Linked DNA regions of Mus musculus: region 2 is linked to region 1. Evidence: chromatin loops called from intact Hi-C (ENCODE). Cell type or tissue: left cerebral cortex. All regions are shown on one strand. Links, peaks and the distances in the headings refer to the core of each region. The heading gives the core; the rest is flanking DNA.

The links. Hi-C counts contacts between places; a loop is a spot of excess contacts. Peaks named below come from ENCODE experiments on the same cell type or tissue, not always from the same donor. Only the 100,000 strongest peaks of a DNase experiment are listed, where the experiment ranks them.
Region 2: it touches region 1 in a loop (6-fold over the local background); 7 of 42 quality-filtered maps call a loop at or near these places.

The regions. Positions count from the first base shown.
Region 1 is chr17:35,529,348-35,538,592 of GRCm38, reverse strand. Psors1c2 (psoriasis susceptibility 1 candidate 2 (human)) reads right to left here and starts at 5,392. Exons shown (of 2, transcript NM_020576.2): 1 at 5,299-5,392; 2 at 3,946-4,694. The coding sequence starts at 5,353. The coding sequence ends at 4,342. Cchcr1 (coiled-coil alpha-helical rod protein 1) reads right to left here. Exons shown (of 18, transcript NM_001372297.1): 16 at 8,294-8,445; 17 at 8,035-8,149; 18 at 7,578-7,892. The coding sequence ends at 7,759. In left cerebral cortex, for the core only: CTCF peaks have their summits at 3,029 (motif pointing right) and 4,022; DNase peaks (open chromatin) are centred at 3,758 and 4,024; H3K4me3 peaks cover 287 bases; H3K27ac peaks cover 942 bases.
Region 2 is chr17:35,480,536-35,489,780 of GRCm38, reverse strand. No RefSeq gene overlaps it. Among named protein-coding and RNA genes, the nearest start is that of H2-Q10, 15 kb to the right of the region's middle. In left cerebral cortex, for the core only: a CTCF peak has its summit at 5,525 (motif pointing left); a DNase peak (open chromatin) is centred at 5,522.

The sequences.
Region 1 (9,245 bases), core at 2,927-5,426:
ACTTGGAAGGCTGAAGCAGGCTGTAGGTCAGGGTTTCTATTGCTGAGATGAAACACCATGACCAAAAGCAACTTGGGGAGGAAAGGGTTGATTCAGCTATTCTTCCACATCATAATCTATCACTGAAGGAAGTCAGGAACTCAAGCAGGGCAGGGACCTGGAGGCAGGCGCTGATGCAGATACCATGAAGGAGTGCTGCTTACTGGCTTGCTCATCATGGCTTGCTCGACCTGCTTTCTTATAGAACCCAGGATCACCAGCCCAGGGATGGCACCACCTGCAGTGGGTGGGGCTCCCTCCCCATCAATCACTAAGGGAGAAAATGCCTACAACTGGATTTCATTTACTTCATTGCTGTCCCCTCCTTTCAGACAATTCTACCCTGAGTCAAGCTGACATAAACTACCCAGCACACAGACAGATTTCTAATTGAAGGATAGACTGAGCCACGTAGTGAGAGTTTATCTCAAAAAAGAAAGAAAGAAAGAAAGAAAGAAAGAAAGAAAGAAAGAAAGAAAGAAAGAAAGAAGGAAAGAAAGAGAAAAAGGAAAGAGAAAAAAGAAAAAAAGAAGAAAGAAGAAAGGAGAAAGAAAAAAGAAAAAAGAAAAAAAGAAAAAAAGAAAAAAGAGCCAGGTGTAGTGGTTCATATCTTCTTTAATCCCAGCACTCAGGAGGCAGAGGCAGGCGGATTTCTGAGTTCGAGGCCAGCCTGGTCTACAAAGTGAGTTCCAGGACAGCCAGGGCTACACAGAGAAACCCTGTCTTGAAGAAAGAAAAAAAAAAAGTCACAGAAGCTTTTTACAGACAGAAGCTAAGATATAAAGAAATTCTTGCAAACCTTTTAAGTTTTATTTTTATATGTATGAGTGTTTTGCCTGCAGGCATGTGTGTGTGCCAAATGCATGCATTGCCCATGGAGAAGAGAAGAAGGCGTCAGATCCCTTGAGCCTAGATTCGCAGGCAGTTGTGAGTCACCATGTGGGTGCTGGGAGTGGACTTTGATCCTGTGCAAATGCACCCAGTGCTCCTAACCACTGAGCCATCCTCCAGCCCTGCCTGTTAGCCATTCAGCCAGCGTGAGATTACCTGCTTCCTTGGATTTTTAGCTTCCCTCCTCTCCAGTCCCTGGAATTTCACTAGCGTGAGATAGATTTTTCATTGTATTTCTTTTTTCTTTTTTCTTTCTTTCTTTTTTTAATAAGAATTATTTATTATATGTGAGTACACTGTAGTTGCCTTCAGGCACATCAGAAGGAGGGCGTCAGATCCCATTACAGATGGTTGTGAGCCACCATGTGGTTGCTGGGATTTGAACTCAGGACCTCTGGAAGAGCAGTCAGTGCTCCTAACCGCTGAGCCATCTCTCTAGCCCCTCTTCTTTTCTTAATTCTCTCATGCAATACAGTTTCCCCTCCCACCACTTCTCCCAGCACCCAGCTCTGCCTCCCTGTTTCTCTTGAGGAAAGAACCAGGGATAAGAACCGAACACTGCATAGCAAGATACAATAAAACTAGACACAAACCCTCATATCAAGGCTGGGCAAGGCAACCCAGTAGGAGGGAAAGGGTCCCAGGAGCAGGAATAAGAATCAGAGACAGGGCTGAAGAGATGGCTCAGTGGTTAAGAGCACTGGCTGCTTGTTCTTCCAGAGGTTCTGAGTTCAATTCCCAGCAACCACATGGTGGCTGCTCACAACTATCTGTAATGCGATCCGATGCCCTCTCTGATGAGTCTGAAGACAGCTACAGTGTACTCATATAAATGAAATAAATAAATCTTTAAAAAAAAAAAAAAAAAAAAAAAGTCAGAGACAGACCTACTCCCACCAAGCTAAAACAACCACAACATATATGCAGACCCATGTGGGCTCTGTGATTGCCACTGTAGTCCTTGTGAGCCCCTATGAGCCCTGCTTAGTTCAGTCTGTGGGCCATGTTCTCTTGGTCTCCTCTGGCTCCTACAATTCTTCCTACCCCCTCTTCTGCAGGGTTCTCTGAGCGGGAGAAGGATCCAGTGGAGATCCTCAGTTTGGGTTCTTCCTCCACCTAATGTTTGGCTGTGGGTCTCTGCGACTGTTCCCATCAGCTGCTGTAGGGATGCGATTCAACTGCTGTCTTTTGTGCTTGTGGCTTTGATACAGGATCTCTCGCTGTAGTTTGGATTCCAGTAGGTGCAAGCCCATTGTATTTTTAAAATTAACATATATATACATATATGTATATGTTTATATACATATAAAATAATTATATGTGTGCATGTGTATGTATATATTTTGTCTGCATATACACCTGCACACCAGAAGGTGGCATCAGACAGTTGAGAGCTGCCATACAGATGCTGAGAATTGACCTGAACTCAGCACCTTCGAAAGAGCAGTGAGTGCTCTTAGCCACTGAGCCATCTCTCCAGCCCCTTCTTTGTATTTCTCTCTTGTCTTTTCCTGCTACTGCATATATCTGAGGGTCTTGTGGATCTTGGACTGTCTTCAAAACTGTTCTATGGCTGTGCATGCCAGGGAAGCTCTCTGCCAACTGAGCCACTCCCTTTTCTCTGCTGAACCAGGGTCTCCCGGATTCCAGATGGCATCTGACTTGATGTGCTGTTGAAGATGAACTTGAACTGCTGAACCCTCTGCTCTGCCTCCACTTCCCTAGTGCCAGCATTACAGATGTACATCACCATGACTGGTTCATAAGGCTTGTATTAAAGCAGGGCAGTAATGGCGCACACCTTTAATCCCAGCACTTGGGAGGCAGAGGCAGGCGGATTTCTGAGTTGGAGACCAGTCTGGTCTACAGAGTGAGTTCCAGGACTGCCAGGGCTAAACAGAGAAACCCTGTCTCGAAAAACAAAAACAAAAACAAACAAAAAAGACTTAAATAATTATTCAGCATTAAATTTATAGTACAACTATAAAACACAGATATTAAAGTTAAAAATACTAATTAGATATGGAAAACAAACTTTTTATTTATTTTTTTATTTTATGGAAGTACACTGTTACTGTCTTCAGACACCAGAAGAGGGCATCAGATTCCATTACAGATGGCTGTGAGGCACCATGTGGTTGCTGGGAATTGAACTCAGAACCTCTGGAAGAACAGACAGTGCTCTTAACTGCTGAGCCATCTTTCCAGCCCTGAAAAGCAAACTTTCATTGAAAATGCATCTGTAGAGGCTGGGAGGAGTCGGGTATGGTGATGCATTCTTTTAATCCCAGCACTGGGGAGACAGAGACAGGTGGATCTCCGTGTGTTGGGGGCCTGCCTGGTCTACACAGTGTCAGGACAGCTAGAAATACACGGAAAGATCCTGTACACACACACACACACACACACACACACACACACACACACACCCCAAAACAAAAAAACAAACAAAAAAGAAGCTGGGAAGAACTGTGTTTCTTTACTGGGCAGGTTCCAGAAGAACACCCTACCCAGGCTCAGTGTGGGCCAGAGGCCCTGTTCCAGAAGGACCTTGAATGCATCCAGAATGGAGTTCCTTAAAACAAACTGCCTAGCTGGGTGGTGGTAGCACACGCCTTTAATCCCAGCACCCAGAGGCAGAGGTAGGTAGATCTGTGTGTTTGAGTCAGGCTTGCTCTACAGATTGAGTTCCAGATAGCCAGGGCTACACAGAGAAACCTTGTCTCTAAAACAAAACAAACTACTCATACACCCTACGGGTTTACATGTACCACCTAGGGCAGACAAGCCACAGCCATTAGAGAGCGGCAAGCTTTCTCTTTCACAGGAACACCAGAGGAGCAAGACCATGGGTCTGCATACCCTTGTGATGTGAAATTACGTACTTAGCCCTCCTCCCTGCACAAGTGCAAGACAAAAAACACACACCATTTCTAGATCTCTGCAAGCTAAGAGCTGAGAGGAACGCGACTGAATATTTAAAAACCTAAGCAACGGTAAAAAAAGCAGACTAGATTCAGAAGAAAACGTGGCTTTTATTTTTCCATTGGAAGCACCATCCTGATCGACTGTCAGTTCCCAGCTAAGAAAACCAGGGGGCAGCAGAGAGCACAGAGCTCAGGCTCTGCCTAGAAGTCCAGGTCTAGACAAGCAAGAACAGGCTGAGTGAGGTAGGAGTGTGCTTTCTGCTGATCAAGAGAAGCGAAGGGACAACATAATGACTGAACAGGGACCACAAAGTGGAGGGAGGGGGGGTTGCAGAGCATAGACACTTCCAACATAGAACACAATTCAAACAGAGACTGAGGAAGGGAACTAAGGGATTAGGGAAAATTGAGATTCTAAGCGGGCAGCCAATGAAAAAGGTGGGCTTTGGTGTGCTCTGTGGAGGCTCACGTTCCCTAGGGTCCCCTATCTATACTCTTCCTGGGGTGGGTCAAGGTCTGGCTCCTCCTGAGATTCATGGTCCATCTCAGGGGCAGGAGGCCAGGGGTTTTCTGGGGGCTGGGTTCCTGCTGGCCAGGGGTCATCAGGCAGAGGAGGTTTAGGGGGATCAGTGCTTGGGGGCTTTGGGGGCCAGGCACCACTGTCAGGAAGATCTCTCCAGGGACGGTTGGAGCCTGGAGGCGGAGGTTCATCAAACAAAGGAGGCGCCCCAGGCCAGGGATCACCAGGGATTGGGGGTCCCAGAGGCAATGGTGGGGAGTCCTCCTCTTCGTGGGTGTCTGTAGATCCGGGAGAAGGGTCGCCATTGCCTGAAATGCCTGTAGAGGAGGAAGGAGAATAAGAGATACAGTCGCAGAACACTTCCCACCCAGCTTCATACCCAAAGGTTGAGCCTCACTTAGACTAGCACAGCCTGAGCCCCAAAACAGATCTCAGAGTGACCCCCAAAGTGCTCTCCATACATTTCCCAAACACTGAGGCCATCTTCACACGGTGTGAAAGCCCTAGGCTCATCCGGACCACTGACACGATCATACTTCCAAATGGTTCTCTGTTCAACCTTGGTTGGGATACTCCACTGGAACCTCCCCCAGGGTGGTCTGCACTGGAAGTGGTCTTGGCCCCACCTGTCACTCAGGCGCCATCTCTGTAATAACCAGCCCTCAGTCCCAGTGACTCCCTAGGCCTGGTGACTCCACACAACTCTATCGCATCCCTCCACCTGACCCAGCAACATATTCAGAATCAAGGTGCCCCTGCCTGCAATCCCCTGAGCTTCCCCACTAAGGACACTCCAAGAATCCCTTCTGCTCTGCGTTCCTCTTACTCCTTTCCTCCTGGGGGCGTCCCCTCCCTAAGGGTGGGTCATTTCGACCATCTCCATCACCCCAGCTGTGCTCCTGGCCTATTCTGACGACTCACCTCCTGCACACAGGCAAAGGACCAGCAGGCCTAGCAGCTTCCAGGTGAGCATCATGGCTGTCTACTGGCCCCCAAGGCGGGGTGCTCCGAGTCTAGGTGCTTGAGAACCTAAGAGGCTTTATAGCAGAGGAGGTAGAGGGGGTGGCCAGTCTGTGGGGAGGGGCCAGCTCAGCACCCTAAGGAATCCCTACCAGAGCCTAACTGGTCAAACCCGTTTACAAAGAACCTGCCAGTAAGCATCCCTCTTTTCTGTCCCCCAGTCCCGGGGGCCGGGGGCAGCCGGGTCTATCAGTGACCCAGACCCCAGGAGGCTCCACCCTTGTTTTCACACCTCCTCCATCCACACCCGGCAGGAATCAGGACCCACCTGTCATCTTTATAATCACAAGGAAGGCTACCTTTCATCCGTGATAGTTATTGGAAGCCACAAAATGGGGGCAAACCTCGCGTGGGGAAGCTTGGTAATTAGAGGCAGAGGCGGGACGCCTGGGTCAGAAAGCACCCTCTAGACTGGCATCTCAGCCTCGGAGCTCCGTCCCCCCACTCCCCTCTGGACCATGCTCTCTGGCATGTCACCTCAGTCAGTCACTGGGAACTTCCCAGGCAGTGACATCTAAGGAATTCCAGGGGGAGCCACCTGGGTGACGCGGGAAGCCAGGATATCCTGGTTCCTGACCCCATGCAGAGGTGACTGCATCAACACCAAAGACTCAGGAAGAGCTCCCCTCCCCCACCCCTGCCCTTGTAACCCTAGAAATCTTCCTTCTTCAGGATGGCCCTGAGCATCAGGGTCCTTAAGACACACCCACCACCACCACCACCACCACCAAGAGAGATTGCTTCAGAAGGCTTGAGAGTGTCTGGACTACAGCTCCAATCCCCACACATCTGTCCCCACCTGGTCGGTTTGGGATTCTACTTATGGCTGATCAGGGAAACTTGGTTTCCACTTGATAGCCCTGGCCCCAGAGCATCCATCTTGATCCTGGACCATCTCCCTCAGGCTCCCAAGGTTTTAACCCATTGTTACTCTTCCTCCCTCCTCTCACACACAGATTTTTTTTCTTCTTTCCTTTCTTTCTGGTCTACAGAGTGAGGTCCAGGACAGCCAGGGCTACACAGAGAAACCCTGTCTTAAAAACCAAAAAAAAAAAAAAAAAAAAAAAAAGAAAAGAAAAGAAAAAGAAAATGTGAGTGTTTTACATACAAGTGATGCACAGGGAGGTCAGAAGGCATTGAATCCACCAGAACTGGAGTTATAAACAGTTGTTCGACTCCATGTGGTTGTTAAGATTTTAATCTAGATCCTCCGGAAGAGCAGCCAGTGCTTAGGACCACTTAGCCATCTCTCCAGTCCATCCCAAAGCCCTTCTGGAACTGTGCCCTGCCCCTGCCAGGAACCCCCTGCCGTCCATCACAGTCTGGAACTGTGCCCTGCCCCTGCCAGGAACCCCCTGCCGTCCATCACAGTCTGGAACTGTGCCCTGCCCCTGCCAGGAACCCCCTGCCGTCCATCACAGTGGCCCTGGCCTAGGACAGCATCTGCTGAGATTCCTTGAATGTTGACTGTTTAGTATCTTGCTCCAGGCATTCATCAACACCCAAAGAAAGTGAGGACAAAGGAAACTTGGTCTGGGTAGCAGTGGCACAGGCTTCTAACCCCAGCACTGGGTGTGTGTGTGTGTGTGTGTGTGTGTGTGTGTGTGTGTGTGTGTTTGAGTATATGTATGTGTGTGTGTGAGTGTATGTGTGTGAGGGTGTATATGTGTGTGTGTACGTGTGTGAGTGTATGTGTGTGAGAGTGTGTATGTGTGTGTTGGGGGGGTGCACAACACAATAGCAGGCAGATCTCTGAGTTTGAGGGCAGCTTGATTCAAGGAGTGAATTCTAGGATAGCTAGGGCTGCACAGAGTTCCTGTCCTGGAAAAAAAAAGGAGGAGGGGGTAGACAGAGAGAGACAGAGACAGAATGAACTTGGGAAGCAGGGGCAGGTGGGTCTCTGAGTTCAAGGTCAGCCTGTTCTACATAATAAGCTCTAAGGCATCCAGGGCTACTAAGTCTCAAAAGTCAAAACAAAAAACAAATAAAACCAACAACAAAATCAAACCAAACCTGGGGTGGGGGAGGGGGCTTGGGGTGTGGGGGTGGAGGGCTTCTCAGAACACTTCCAGGGCAGTTAGGAAAGAGATTTGGAAAGAGGCGCCCGAAGGGCAGGGGTAGGAGGACAAGCTTCTCACAGCCCCTGCCTCAGGAGCCGGCTCAGGGGAAATCGCAGTCTCTCAAACATCTCCAGGCAACACTATTGCCATCTTTATTCATTGCAGAGTTTGAATTTGGTAGAAGCTGGGGTTCCAAGGCTTGCTGGGGGGCAGGGCTAGGCTGGCCCCCACCCCATTTCCTCCGACCCAACCCTCCTGGGGGTCCAGCTTCAGGCTGGCTTCATTCTTCCCCCTGGCAGCTCTAGCTCAGCAGTGGATCTGAAGGAGGGTTCTTGGTTTTCTTGGTGTTCTGGTTATCTTCCACACAAATATCTTCATCTCTGGAAATGGCCTCGCTCAGGCCTTGCAGGTTATCAAGCAGGACGGTCAGGGAGCCTGATAGAAGAGACATCATGGGGTGCACACCGGGGTGAGAGCAGGCTGCATGTTGCCCAGGGCACGGGGCTGCACTGGCTAGGAGGCCCTGAGGGAGATTCCTGGGCACTGGCAGCACAGATTAAAGGCCAGTGTATTCTACCTTTCACAGATTCCTTGCACGAAGCAGCTGCCGGAGACTCAGAGGATGAGGACTCCACAGACCGGGGGCTGCACTTCTTATTCACTCCCGAGGGAAGCACTGCTAACAGGCGCTGCTGCTTGTAACAGAAGAGGAGACCCTCCTGCTTCAAGGTGGCCTGGGGAGGAGAGGGTGAGCCGGCCGGCCCAGGCCAGCCACCCGCCCCTGCACACCTTACTCACCCACCAGCTACCGTGACTAGCTCCCTGCTGTCCCCTACCAGCATCAGGTTCTTGTCCCTCTCCAGCTCCTGCACACGCCTCGTCAGCCGCTGACCCTCTTCCTTCCGGGCTTCATCCTGCAGGCGCCTGAGCTCCTGGTTGCGCTCCTTTTCCTGAGTGGCTTTGTGCTGGATCTGGCGCAAGGAAACCACTAAGGAGATGGGAGGGGGTTAGCCCAGAGCCCCAAAATGAGACTTGAGCTCTCAACTCTGTCTCTCAGGGACTCTTCCACACCACGGGTGGGCTGATGTCATGGGATCCTGAGCTCTCTGAGCCCTAAGTACTATCTCCATCCCTGATGCAAGCTCCTTAGGCAAGATGTGGACAGGGGCGCCGGAGTCACATCTCCTATAGTTAGTGCTCATGTGACCTGTTGATGTTGTTTTGAGACAGGTTTCCCTATGTTGTCCAGGCTAGCCCTAATCTATCCTGCCTCTTATTTTCAAGTGCTGGAGTGACAGGCAAGTGCCACCATGTGTGGCTAGGGCTCATGTTCTTACGACGCTAGGTATCACGATTAGATAATTTTCTGGCTGTGGGGTGTGCAGCTAAACCATCATGTCTGCTGCAACTTACACAACTCGAATGCCTACTCGTGTAACCATGGGAGCACAGGCGAGCCAGCAGGGGTGTTGACTGTGTTCTACTCAGGGAAGACATGGACATTCATCCTGCTCCTCTAACTCATCCAAGTGTTAAGTTTCTGGGGAGGGCAGTCGCCAGAAGTGGGGACACAGCAGTGGCGTCCGTTGAGGGGCAGTGATGCAGGCCTGGAGCCAGAGTTGTTCCTGATCCGGTGCTGGCTGCTGTGTGTTCACTGCATAAGAACTCATTCATGTCAGTCCTACGTTACTTCGCTACATACACTTGTCAACAAAAAGCTTCAAAAAAGGTAGGTGTGCCGGGTGTGGTGGCGCACGCCTTTAATCCCAGCACTCGGGAGGCAGAGGC
Region 2 (9,245 bases), core at 4,037-6,536, 50 kb after region 1:
CCACTGTGATGGTTTACCCTAATCGGCTCCAGGCATGCTGGTGCATGTCTGACTGTAGATTGAGCACTCTGGGAAGCAGAGGCAAGCAGATCAATGAGAGTCTGAGTATAGCCTGGTCTACATTTCAAGTTGTAAGAAAGAAAGATGTTGGGCTGGAGAGATGGCTCAGTGGTTAAGAACACCAACTGCTTTTCCGAAGGTCCTGAGTTCAAACCCCAGCAACCACATGGTGTCTCACGACCATCCTTAATGAGATCTGATGCCCTCTTCTGGTGCATTTGAAGACAGCTACAGTGTACTTAGATATAATAATAAATAAATCTTTTTTTTTAATTAAAAAAAAAAAAAAAAGAAAGAAAGAAAAGCCGGGCGTGGTGGTGCATGCCTTTAATCCCAGCACTCGGGAGGCAGAGGCAGGCAGATTTCTGAGTTGGAGATCAGCCTGGTCTACAGAGTTCCAGGACAGCCAGAGCTACACAGAGAAACCTTGTCTCGAAAAACCAAAAAGAAAGAAAGAAAGAAAGAAAGAAAGAAAGAAAGAAAGAAAGAAAGGAAGGAAGGAAGGAAGGAAGGAAGGAAGGAAGGAAGGAAGAAAGAAAGAAAGAAAGAAAGATGTCAACATGACAGGATCTAGTATGACCTGGGCTGGGAAAGGAGCTCTGAGCCTGCCAGCTAAGGGTTATCTTGATTAGGCTAGGCCTCCAGGCATAGCTGTTAGGTTAGGTTAATTAAACATGGGAAGAGTCACGGGAGGGAGTTATGGCAGCACTAGTCCTGTGGCCTGGGATCCCGGGCTGACAAGCAGAACAAGAAGGAGGTAGGGAGTTGGCTCACTCCTAAGAAGGGTTTCTGTAAACACAAAAGGAGTTGAGTTAGATTCCCCCCCCCATTCCCACACCCCGGGCAACCACATAAAAGTTGGGCAGGGCTGTATCTGCCTGCCATCTCAACACAGGGCAGAGACAGATCCTGGGAGCCTAACCCAAAAAAGGTGAGCTGGCGTGGTGGCGCACTCCTTTAATCCCAGCACTCGGGAGGCAGAGGCAGGCAGATTTCTGAGTTCAAGGGCAGCCTGGTCTACAGAGTGAGTTCTAGGACAGCCAGGGCTACACAGAGAAACTGTGTCTCCCCTCCCCCCTCCCCCCAGTAAAAAGAGAGAATACAGTATTTTGAGAAAGAGAGAAGGATAATTATCTTGTTTGATGGCTGACTCAGGCTCAGAGGGTATTTTTATGGATGGTGTGAAGCCACAGGCTCTTTTATGACCTCTCACTTCTGCTTCCAGAAGGGTCTTTCCCCCTGCATATCTGTTGGCCATAGGCGTTACGCCGGCCATCTGAGCTCAGAAATAAACCTTTGAGACAGGCTGAAATACCTTATCTCCTGTTCAGGCAGGTGACCAGTTCACTGGTGGCTTCACTAGCCACACCCTGGATGAGGCTGAAAGTAGCCCTTGGGTTCAAGGTGAAGGTCACGGGCTCAGCTTCCAAAGTATGTATGTATGTAAGTATGTATATATGTATGTATGTATGTTTGTATGTATGTACGTATGTGAATGAATGTATGTATTGGTACTGCATGCATAGAGTGACTGAGGAGGTTGCTTGATCCCTTGGAACTGGAGTTACTGCTGGTTGTCAGCTGCTCATGTGAGTGCTGGGAACTGAATCTAGGTCCACTGCAAGAGCAGCAAGTGCTGTCTGTCAATCTTACAGCTCTCTCCAGACTGTCCAGTCCTCTAGGGCTTTGGATGTAGTTCTAAGAGCAAGATGGAACATTCCTGGAGGGTCTGGAGGGTGTATGGTCCAGGGTTCAAGACCCTCTGTACCCAAAATAGATAAAGAAAAAAATCTCTCTGAGAAATAAAAATTACTGATTTTAAATTTTATGTTTTTTTTTTTGGGGGGGGGGTGTTGTTTGTTTTTAACCTTTTTTTTTTTTTTTTTTTTTTTAGCAATTGTATCATTGTAGTGAAGAACAAAAGGGAATTGGAAATCAAATCCCTTTGGGAGAGTCAGGCTCAAGATTCACAGAATCCGGGGCTGGTGAGATGGCTCAGCAGGTAAGAGCACCCCACTGCTCTTCCAAAGGTCCTGAGTTCAAATCCCAGCAACCACATGGTGGCTCACAACCATCCCTAATGAGATCTGACTCCCTCTTCTGGTGTGTCTGAAGACAGCTACAGTGTACTTACATATAATAAATTAATAAATCTTTAAAAAAATTCATATTAAAAAAAAGATTCACAGAATCCTCCAGGCATAGTATAATCCCAGTGCTTGGGAGGCAGGGTAAGGTGAATCTCTGAGTTCGAGGCCAGCCTGGTCTACAGAGTGAGTTCCAGGACAGCCAGGGCTATACAGAGAAAGAAACCCTGTCTCCAAAACAAAACAAAAAATCAACCAACCAACCAAACAAACAAATTCCCAGAATCTTTTGCATGTCCTCACTTTGTGCACTTGGGGTGGGGCTAGGAAAGACTGATAAAGAGAGTAGTAGACCCAAGGCTTTATCTTGGTCCAGACCGAGGAAAGGCAGGGCCGGTATGAGCCCGCAGCAAGGGTCTTCTTCCATCTCCCTTTCTTTCTTTTTTTTTTTTTTTCTTCTTTTCTTTTTTTTTCTTTTCTTTTTTTTTTTGTTATTTTTTTTCTCCATCTCCCTTTCTTAGCTTTGGTGATGCAGGGTCTGGGCCAGTGATGGTCTCCTGGCACTAAGGTTTGTCGGAGTCCCTTGGTGGGTTTCGCGCCTGTGGCCCCGTCACAGCCCCACCCCCACCTCCTTCTGATGGGTGGGATTGCCTTTAACCTCCTTCCTCCGTGCCAAACCAGTTCCTGCAAAGAAACATCTCCCCATCCCTGCGGCCACAGTCCTCGATAATGTTGGGGGTGGGGTGTGCTGCCTGGTTCCCATCTGCGGCTTGGCTTGGCTGGTCCTTCTCCGGCATCTTTTTTCTCCTTGGCTCTGTAAAGTGAGGCCCTGGAGGGAGAGGAGGAGGAGAAGGGAAGGAAGGCTTGCTCAGCCCAGCGTCAACCCTTGAAACTTCCTGATTTATTTATTTATTTATTTTTTGGTATCATACTTTATATCAGAAATGAATGGTGGCCCAACTCTTTTTTTTTTTTTTTTTTTAAGATTTATTTATTATATGTAAGTACACTGTAGCTGTCTTCAGACACACCAGAAGAGGGCGTCAGATCTCGTTACGGATGGTTGTGAGCCACCATGTGGTTGCTGGGATTTGAACTTTGGAAGAGCAGTCGGGTGCTCTTACCCACTGAGCCATCTCACCAGCCCGTGGCCCAACTCTTAAGGCGAGGGACCATGAATTTGTGACCAGCTTGGGGCTTTACCTTCAAAGCAAAATGTGTGTGTGTGTGTGCGCACACGGGAGAGAAGGAGAGGGAGGGAGGGAGAGAGAGATAGAGATAGATAGAGAGAGACTCTTTTTACTAGTTTGAGTTGTCCACTTTTAAAGCTGAAAAAGACAAAGCAAACAGAAAAACAAAACAAACAACAAAACTAAACTGGAATTTCACAGGAAGTTAAAAACTGGGGCAGAGTATGTCAGTTTTTTTAGGTTCTTGAACTGCTGAGGGAGATTTATTTATTTGTTTGTTTGTTTATTTATTTATTTATTTAAAACCTGTTTCAGGAGATTTCTCTGAAGGCTGAAGGAGCTAATTCAATAAGAATTCCCTTGTCTAGGTCCCTCAGATAAAGAAGAATAGCAGAGCCTAGCCCAGTCACCAGAGCCCTGTCACCTCAGGGCACCTGTCTTCTGCTCTCACCAGGTCCACTTTGTTCTGGTTCGGGCTTCAGGCCAAATTCCTGTGGGAAGGCCTCCTCAAGGTCACAGACCCAGCATCACGCTGTGTCTTCACTGTGCCCTGCCTCTCAATGGCTGCCCCCACACTTCCTTTGTTTGCCTTGCTAGGCTTCTGTGTATTTACCAATCGATCACCTGTTGTCGGGAAGTGATTCCACACTGAAACAAGGGACAGAATTGGAGGAAGGTGATGGAAAGCCTGGTGTGGAGGCATGTCTGAAATCCCAGCACTCTTAAAAACAGAGGTAGGGGAGCCATTTAGTGGCCAGCTTGGTGCATAGTCAGACTTGACCTTCAAAATAAAATGTACACGCTTGCACGAGCTCTCTCTCTCATTCTGACACCACACACACACACACACACACACACACACACACACACACAGAGAGAGAGAGAGAGAGAGAGAGAGAGAGAGAGAGAGAGAGAGAGAGAGAGATATTTTATTTTTACACCTTTGTCCATTTTTAAAGCCTCCAGGAGACAAAGCAAACAGAACAAAAATGAAAAAATGAAAAATTTAAACTGGGATCTGGCTCACGACAGGTCAGGCTTTGGGGGCAATCCCCAGCATGGAGTCACAAGAACACAAAACACAACACACACACACAAATGCTAAAAACAATGTTTTTGCTTCATCCATTAAAGTTAAAAAATACTATTAAAAAGCTGAGTACCATGCTGGGCCTATGTCTGTATCTAAGCACTGGGGGCTGGGAGGCAGGGAACTTTGAGGCCAGGCTGGATTACAAGACGCACAGCACACAGACTGGGCAGTGGTGGCGCACACCTTTAATCCCAGCACTTGGGAGGCAGAGGCAGTGGACTTCTGAGTTCGAGGCCAGCCTGGTCTACAAAGTGAGTTCCAGGACAGCCAGGGACATACAGAGAAACCCTGTCTCGAAACAAACAAACAACAAAAACAAAACAAACAAACAAACAAACAGAAAGAAAGAAAAGGAAAAAGAAAGGGGGGCTGGAGAGATGGCTCAGGTTAAGAGTACTGGCTGCTCTTCCTGAGTTCAAATCCAAGCAACCACATGGTGGCTCACAACCATCTGCAGTGAGATCTGACACCCTCTTCTGGAGTGTCTGAAGACAGCCACAGTACTTCTATATAATAAATAAATAAATCTTGAAAAAGAAAGAGAGAGGAAGGAAGAATTCTCAAGTGAAGGTGCCTCCTACCATTTTAATAGGGATTAGAAAAAAAAGTTCTAATCCATCTCTCTTCACATATGGGCTAAACGGCAAAATAGCGCCGAATGTGGAGATTCCCACGAACAATCTCAGCACTTGGGAAGCTGAAGTAGCTTGGATTTGAAAGGAGCCTTCATCACATGGTGAACTGGGCCAGCCTGGGCTACAGGTAAGATCCTTTCTCAGAGCCCCTTCCTCCGGCAAAAGAAAACAGATGGGCTGGAGAGATGGCTCAATGGTTAAGAGCACTCGATGCTTTCCCAGAGTCCTCGAGTTTGAGTGTCAGCCCCCACAAACCTGTTCACTCCTGTTCTCTTTTCTGGCTTCTCAGGTGCACCAGACGCATCTGTGAAGGCAAAACACCCATGTACACAAAGTAATACAAAATAAAGTATAATTTTTATGATAAATTCAGTTTGGCAAAGAACAATTTGATCAACCTTTAAGGGAGTCTCCTGGAAGGACTCTGGGTGGCTTCCGCGAGCTCAGCGCGCCCCCTAGTGTCCTCTAGGCTCCAGCACACCGTAGGTAGAAAATACGGACGGTACTTTGGTAAATCTTTGAAGCCAATGGGCCAATTTTCAGTGTCACTATGGCCACCTTCTGATAACCGTGTAATTTGCTCATATCCCTCAAACTATCAAGGGTGAGAGGAGTCCCAGAGGCCCTCTGGTTACATCCTTTCCCTGACAGTTGCAACAGTACAAGGCCAACTGGAAGACCCCTAGCCTCTTGGTGTTGTCAGCTTCTGGTCATCTGGTTCTTTTGGGCAATCAAGAACACTGGCAATTTCCTGTGTTGTTGTTGGGGCCTCTCTGCTTGACAGCTCAACAGGGAGATGGCTGAGCCCTGGGACTGAGTACCCTTTTAAAAACTCCTGGTTTGGGAAATAGCCTTTTGTTTGTTTGTTTGTTTGTTTGTTTTTAGAGACAGGGTTTCTCTGTGTAGCCCTGGCTGTCCTGGAACTCACTCTGTAGACTAGACTGGCCTTGAACTCAGAAATCCATCTGCCTCTGCCTCCCAAGTGCTGGGATTAAAGGCATGCACCACCACTGCCCGGCAGAAATAGCCTTTTAAAAACAACATCACACTTAGTAACCCTGGTTGTCCTGGAGCTTGTTATACAATGTGCACCAGGCTGGCCTCGAACTCACAGAGATCTGCTTGCCTCAGCTTCCTGAGTGGGTAATTCTTCTTTTGAGAGATTTCTGTTCAGTGCCACGGCCCACTGTTTGGTTGGGTTGTCTACTTAGTGTTCAGTTTTTGAGCTCATGTGAATTCTGGATAGTAAGCTGTCAGGTGTAGTAGAGCTCGTAGAGCTCACTTTGTAGACCAGGCTAGCCTTGAACTCAGAAATCCACCTGCCTCTGCCTCCCGAGTGCTGGGATTAAAGGCGTGCGCCACCACCACCCGGCTCACAAATGATTTTTTAAAAGTACCTTTTTTTTTTTTTTTTTTTTTTTGAGATACAGTCCCACTGTGGAGTCCAGGCTGTCCTGGAACTCACTCTGTAGACCAGGCTAGTCTTGAACTCCTAGAGATCAACTTGCCTCTTAAAGTGGAAATTTCTGGTTTCTTTGGAGACTCAGTTAGGTTGAAAGATTCTCGAATTCCCGGCCCATGTACCAAATGAAAGACCCTCGAGGGAAGACCCTCACTCAGACACTCAAGTCCCGGGACAGCCGCGTACCCAAGAAGACACTGAGACCATACATAAAATGTAGAAGGTAAGATTTAATAAAGCAGCGACATGAAAGCACACAGACCAGAGCTCTGGGGTCGAAATAAAGCAGCAACATGAAAGCACACAGAGCTCTGGGGTCGAAACTCATACACCTTAGCACAGGGTAGAGGAGTCTCGACGACGACTCAAATTTTTCACAAGCTTTTAAAGGAAAAAACCACAAACTGGGAGGGGGAATGGGGAGGGAATAGGGGAAGTTTAACAACCACAAATTTACTCAACCAAAGAGTCATATCTTGTGTTTGGCAATACATCTGGCCTGTTGAAACATTCTGTGGTTGTTCCAGAAAATGTTTTTTCTCAAGTATGTTTTCCAGATGGGAGGGGGTGGGCTCCGAGGTGAAAGTTCATGTTCTCACAAGAGGCCAGTAATTTTTCATTCTTCATTCCCCACTTCTTCTTGTAAGTAATTCTAATCTTAGAATTTCAGAAGTCTATATCTCTATGTGGAGAATACTGCATTTACTCTATCTTTAACATGGGAACAAAAACAGAATAAGGTGGATTAGTAAACAGAACTAGGCAGGGACCCTTTTAGTGAGGCTTGAGGGTCTCAGCATGACGCAGGTGTACGTAGATCAGATCTCTGGCTGGAACTGGTGAGTTGTCCTTGGGGTACCTGGCTCGTTCACTGTAGCCAGTTGTGACCAGACTTTTTTCTGCACCACCTGCAAGCCTTTTAACTTAACATATAGATCATTATTATAACAACATAGGTTTAAACACATCATTTAAGACAGTGATGGGCACAGGAGCCCCATAAAGGATCTTAAAAAGAGTAAAACCGAATTAAGAGGGAGTATTTTCAGTTCTAAATAGGGCAAGGGGAAGGAGTACCAAGTAAGTCTGTGCCAGTCTCTAGGATTAATTTTGTCAAGGTCTGTTTAGAGTTTTATTTATTATTTCTATCTGTCCTGAGTTCTGAGGTCTGTACACATAATAAAATTTTTATTTGACCTCTAAATACTTGGCCACACCCTGACTTACCTGGGCAACAAAGGCAGGACCATTATCTGACACTATTGCTTTTGGCACTCCGAACCTTGGAAAATTTTTAATAATCTTCTTGATGACTATCTGAGCAGTCTCAGTTTTACAAGGAAAAGCTTTTATCTATCTTGAGAACGTTCACAAAAACCAGAAGGTATTTATACACATTTTTTTTTCAGTAAAGTCTATTTTTCAGTAGATGTCAGGTCTGTCTTCTCATGAGAGGACTAGTTTTCTTTTTCTTCAGTTTCTACTATTTTATACAGGGTTTCTTTTACCAGTCTTAATTTGTCTATAACTTGATAGTCTTCAGACTGTCAGGATCATTGCTCTTTAGGATGTCTGGGCGGTTAGATTTGCCATCTGATTTCTTTTAGCCACAGCATCTTAGGTCTTTTTCTGCAGATGTCTATATATATAGAGCTTGTATTAAAGCCACAAGTTTAGCTTTTTGGGCTGAAGTCCCTTTAGGGAGGCTGCTGGCCTAGATCACTTGCTTTCTGTCCACCACTGCACTGCTGTCCCCACCTTCCGCTTACCCTTAACCTCGAGGCTACTGCCATCCGTGTACCAGCTCAAACTCTCAGGCCAAGGCTGATCTGATCCTTCAGATCATTTCGAGTATGAGTTCCTTCTGCCAGAATGTCAGCACAATGATGAGTAGGTGAAGTCTCAGGCAGTAGTGAGATCGAGGATAGCAGGGGGAGCGAAGGTCACTCGTTCAGTCAACAAAAAGCTCTGACAATGTGTCCATCGGTCAGGGGAACAGTTGGATAATGTTTTCAAGAGCGTTAGTCAGCCATCGGTCATGGGGGCTGAACCACACTTTTTAGGACATGTGCCAAGTTTTGTCTCAGAGTCAATTTATCTGCGTCCTTGACTAGAAGCCACTATGTGCAGACAAGCAGGCCATCCTACAGCCACCAGGTCTAATTTCTTACAAGTATGCCACAGGTCTTTTTTTAGGGTCCCAATCTCTGAGTAAGAACTTCTTTGGCAATACCTTTGTTCTCAGTCACATCTAGGAGTCCCATAGCTGGGGATAACATTAGGGCAGTCTCAAGAGCATCTAAGGCCATCTAAGATTGTTCTTTATTTTTCTATACGAAGGGCTTTTATCTCTTTAACTCAGCAAAACTGGAATCCACAATCTGCAAAAGCCCGCAGTGCCCAGGAACTTTTTAGCTTGTTTTGCACTGGTCGGTGGAGGAGTATGAAACACAGTCTCTTTTTCTAGCTGCTTCAACAGGTAGGCCACCGGACTCTTTTAAGGACTCAGCTTCTGTGTTAGCACCCCTTTTGTTATCTCTTAAACACATTGATCTTTAGCCAAAAGCTTTCTTTTGTTGCCAGGTACTATCTAAGTTTTCTAGTTTCCCTGACTTTTGTGGCCAACATTTTATTTCTCTTATCTTTTTGTCTCACAGCACAGCTCTGATTCTGACTCTGGTCTCTGTCTTTGTCAGCCTCATGTTTCCTTAACTCTTC